Regions from separate parts of the Homo sapiens genome. Here region 1 is linked to region 2. A link is a loop called in an ENCODE intact Hi-C map of the cell type or tissue named here. Cell type or tissue: mammary epithelial cell. All regions are shown on one strand.

Region 1 (2,500 bases), 260 kb after region 2:
TGAGGGGCCCAGCGAGCTCTCCCGTTGTTAATGGGGCCAGGGGCCATATCTCAAATTGCCTTTCCCCGGTTGCCTTCCACTGAATAACACGGTAAAAGGCATACCAAAGGGGGCAGTTATCATATTATCGGAAGGAGGAGTAGAAAGGGTCAAATTAGCTGCAGTAGAGGATTTTTTTTTTTCAGTGATGACCCATTGGATTGACTCCCTTAAGTTAGGAGAATGGAATGGGGTGGGATGAGTAGGGCCTCTACATTGGAAGTTAGAAAACACATGTCCTACTCCTGGCTCTGTCATTGGCCAGCTTTACAATTTGGAGCGGGTCACGTCCTCTCAATGATACCTCATCTCTCACCTGACACATTCGCCCCTTAGAGTTGCAATGACATTCAAAGGACATACCATCTTATTAATGTGCTTTGAAACTCTAAGGTAGGTACAAAACACATGTAGGGAATTAGAGTCGCTTTCCAGATGAATGTATCTTTTTATTTTTTTCAAATAGAATGATACAATGAGGGTAGGCCTTCTGCTATCTTGTCCCCACCCCAAGAATAAATACACAGGCAAAAGCAGCATCTTACCACAGTTCAAAATGTGTTTCTGCATTAGGTACAAGATCTTCTGGCTCTCACACCTCCTCTACCCCCTCTCCCTTGGTGAGGGCTAAGGGAGACACAAGTAGGACCATCTAGGTGTCCCCTACTGACAATGGCTCTGTGAGTCACTCCCTCTACCTCTTGCCTGGTCGTGAAACTGGTTATGTCATTGTCTGGACCCATGGCCACAAGAGGGAGAAGCTAAATGGCACATTGCTTCAGAGAGTCCTGTTTTCTAAAGAAGCTATGTCTGTGGGACTTGGGTTGGGGTTTATTGCTGGGTTTAGACAGAAAAAGTATTGGTTCATCTCCCACAGCTGAATAAAAGGACCAGTTTAATAGGAAAGAGGAGAAGAAACTCTTAAGTTTCCCCTCACTTAGCTACCACCATTTTATTAGCCTAGGAACAGTGCTGCTATTTAAGTTGATAAAAGCCAGATTTGCTCGTTAAATAAATCACCAGAGCCTGGTGGTGCTAGAGAGACATTTTCTTTCCCCCAAGAGCTGCCCCCATGGCTGGGTCTTGTACCTTGCACTGGATAGAAAAACCACAGGCAGGCAGTCAGCAGCTTAAAAACCTAAATTGTGGCGCCACCTGCAGGACAGCAGGAATATCATCAGTATCCCACAGCTCAGCAGAGGAGGCAAGAGGAGCCTTCCGCAGTGACACAGGTGAGGCCAGGGTGCCCTCTGGCCCCTGCTTTCTGCATGTGTCACCACATGTCCACAGCACACTCCAGCAGCCTTTAATCTGCATCCTCCTTGAATGCTGCCATTTCGAGGGATGGGCAGCAGCTCTCAAGATTCTCAGTCCATTCAAACTAACTTATTCTTCCATCTGTCTCCTAAGGGACTAAGTGGACCTCTAAGCCAAGGGTTCTGTCTTCAAGACTGGACCATGGAACAGTAAAACAGAAAGGAGAAGTGACTGCCTTTCAAGGAAGATGAGGGGAGGAACATCCTTGTGTCACCACAGGGCCTACTAGTAAGTTGAACTTGGTGGCTGGGTATTCTCAGTAGACCCAACTGTTCCAGGCTTCCCTAGCATGTGGGTGCAAATCAGCACAGAGATATTAACATCCGAATTTCAACTCCCAGCCTTTTCTGCTCAGATAAAACTTTGGCCACCACTGAAAAACCCCTCCCTGTCTCCTCCCATTATGTCAGAGACCGCCACTGGTGGGTGTGCTTAGGAACAAGTCTGACCATTTCATTCACCACAAGTACCCTCTTGGAAATCCACTGCCCATGAGCCATTTGATGGAAGGACATCTCTGCATTGCCAGCTCTGTGGTTGCCCTCTGCAAGGGCACCTCCACCCGGCTGCACTGCTGGACATGGCAAGCTCTGCTGCCGTGCCATGGCTTTCCAAGCCACACCGGGGGGTTGGTGTTTAGGTGGGGAGGACACCCCTCTCCTCCTACACACACACACACACACTGTGGATCTTGATCCTCTGGGCACCAAAATAACTCCCATGCCTCCCATGGTCCAAGTCTTACTCCCCTTCCTCCCCAGACCCTTTCATCCACTGCCCCCTCTCCAGAATGCTTCCTTCTCTTTCAACTAACAAAAACAACAAACAAACAAACAAACAAAACTTGTCTTTTTAACCGCAGAAACCAGAAGTTAGAGGATATTGTGAGGTAAGGGGAGATGGAGGGAGGGAGGGGGTGTGACTTAACTCCATTGGCCAGAAAGAAGAGAGTCCCAGATCTGGCCAGAGCCATGTCTTGCTACAACAAGAAAGGAGAAATACCTCAGTGTAACCCTTCTTGGGGTTAAGTCCTGGGAGGCACAAGGTCCCGTAGTATGCCTGCATTACAAGGACTGGATACAATTCACGTCTCCCACATGGCACCTCTCTCTTGGCACTGCCTAGTACACTGGCTAAGTAGTTT
Region 2 (2,500 bases):
TTGAATTGGATTGAGTTGAGTTGGATTGGGTTGAATTTGATTGGATTGGGTTGTGTTGTGTTCAGTTGGATTGAATTGGATTGGGTTGCATTGGATGGGGTTGGATTGGGTTGTGTTATGTTGAATTGGAATAAATTGGTTGACTTGAGTTGGACTGAACTGGGTTGGATTTACTGGTCTGGGATTCACTAGCATAGGATCCAAAGTCTTCCCTGATTACTTTTATTCTGTGGCATTCAGTGACCATTTGCCTATCCTTGCAAAGCTACCATGAGTTTACCATGACCAGGTTGTGTGCAACAAGAGCAAAATGGAGCAGCACAAGCAAAAGTCAGCACAGCATTGTGGAACACCAGTTGTAGGGAGCCTCTCAGCCTGCTCCCTCCCTCAGCTGGCTCAGGTTACACCTGGCCAGGCAATTTCAGAAATGGGTAGGGAAGAAATCCAAGAGCAGGGAGTGGAGAACAAGAGCCAGGCAGAGCAAGGGTCGGGGCCAGGCAGGCACAGTTTGCAGGCCAGAGAACATTCTCTGAGAGCGCAAGAATCTGTGCCTCCTGGGAAAGGCTGTAATCCATTTTCCCTGAAGACCCGAGTAACCCGGTCAAAGAAACTCAATCCCAAGTGGTTTTGACATAAGGTCATGAACCGAGACAAGGCAATCTCAGCAGTTCATCCCACACAACAAGCAGGCCTGCAGGCAGGGGGACTGGAGCGGAGAGGGCAGGGGTAGCATCTCAGGGCCCTGGTTGCAGGGGGAGGGAGTTGGAGCCCTTCCTAGCCAGACAGGTGATTCATGTGGACACTCTCACCCTTCTGAGCACCAGAGATCACACCAGGGTCTGACCCTCTGGCAGCCCCATCTGCTCACTAAAGGGGAAACTGAGGCAGAAAAGAGCGCAATACTGCCCAGAACCCAGAGTGTCGAGGAAAGGAGGTGATATCAGTATGTGCTCACTTGCTTTGGACACTTGAGAGCGCTAAGCTGGGGGAGGGTCAGCTTCTCCAGCCTCCTGGCTTCCTCCCTCCCTGCTTTCCCTCTCCTTCCCCAGGGCTGGGAGCCAAGGGATGCCTCAGCTGCAGGACTCTCCCTCCCCACCCCCTGCAGAATGAGCGTTTCCACAACTTGCACATCTTTACCTCCTGTGTTTACCGGAAAACAGGAAGGAAGGAGGGAAGAGGAAGTCTTTTCAGAGCCTCTGGTGATCATCACGCACTTTGCTTTTTTTTTTTTTTTTTTTTTTTAATTCTTCTCCCCCACTCCAATCTCATCTGTCCCCTGAAGGGAGAAATCGAACCCATCTGTAGTTGTTACACAGGCAAAATCACAGATGCTGCTGTGGTCTAGCCAGGGTCGGAGGGGCTCTGTTCTGTGGTGTATATGTAGGTATGTGTGTGCGCGGGTCTCTGCCTGTGTGTTTCTGAAGCTGGTCTTTAACAAGTGTGGACTCTCTGTTGAATTCTGCATTTTCTCCTGCAGCCAGCAGGTGGCAGTGCTGCGACAGTCGGGTGACTCCAGTCCTGTGACGCCTGGCCCCGCAGCGCTTGTCAGGACTGGTCCAACCGTGGAAGGGAAGGCATGTCCACACGCACCCCAAGGTGGCCCACATAGAGGTCCTGGGCAAGGCGATATGGAGGAGAGCCATCCAAAGGCCCTTCTGAAACCTCCTCTCCTCTCTTCCATTCTTCTCTATTTCCCCTAATCTAATCTAGAAAGGGGGAAACCTACTAACGTTTCCTAAGCACATGCAGCATGGTTTTCAGACTTAGCATAAAACCCCTGCAGAGCTTGTGAAAATGCAGCTTCCCAGGCCCTGTCCACTGAGACTCTCACGCAGCATGGCTGAGGTGGAGCCCAGGAACGTGCATTTTGAGTAAGTGCTACTGGTGATTCCCATGCAGTCCCCAGGGAACTCCAAATTGAGAAATAGAAAACTAGCATATTCCAGGTGCTGTGATGAGGGCTTCATCCTAGATCTGTTCTCAGGGTTCCTTGTAAATTATAATTCTCTCCACCTGTTTCCTACTCTAGGTCTGTTCTCAGGGTTCCTTGTAAATTATAATTCTCTCCACCTGTTTCCTACTCTAGATCTGTTCTCAGGGTTCCTTGTAATTTATAATTCTCTCCACCTGTTTCCTACTCTCCAAACACATTGCCGCTGCACTCCTCTACCATGAAGTTTTGGCTCTGCATTCTTAACGGACAATTTTGCTGTTTCCTTATGCTAATTTCCTGGTGCTCTGAGATCACCGGACTTCCTGCTCCAGAAGCAGGTTTTCTCACACTGCCTCCCTGTCATCCTAACCTTTCTTTTATTCCGTGTAAGTTCCTGAAATGCACAGTGCCTTACCCTGCCTTCCCAGCCATGGGGCTTTGCTGGAGCCGTGCACGGCAGTACCATGCTTCCCCACCTCTCCTATGCTCTCCACTTGCTTCCTTCCCAGTCAAAGGGCTCTGCTGGAGTTCTGCAGGGCAGTGCCATGCTTCCCCACCTCTCCCATG

The links. Peaks named below come from ENCODE experiments on the same cell type or tissue, not always from the same donor. Only the 100,000 strongest peaks of a DNase experiment are listed, where the experiment ranks them.
Region 1: a loop joins it to region 2, with 14 times the contacts of the local background. A loop is called at or near these places in 104 of 110 quality-filtered maps.

Annotation. Positions count from the first base shown.
Region 1 is chr7:132,579,709-132,582,208 of GRCh38, forward strand. It overlaps a transcript of PLXNA4 not described here. Among named protein-coding and RNA genes, the nearest start is that of PLXNA4, 4.5 kb to the left of the region's middle. RefSeq lists a silencer at 1,095-1,264. In mammary epithelial cell, a CTCF peak has its summit at 1,207 (motif pointing left); no DNase peak of the experiment used is centred here.
Region 2 is chr7:132,317,443-132,319,942 of GRCh38, forward strand. The region is part of intron 3 of PLXNA4 (plexin A4); the gene reads right to left. Among named protein-coding and RNA genes, the nearest start is that of PLXNA4-AS1, 34 kb to the right of the region's middle. In mammary epithelial cell, a CTCF peak has its summit at 1,485 (motif pointing right); a DNase peak (open chromatin) is centred at 1,499.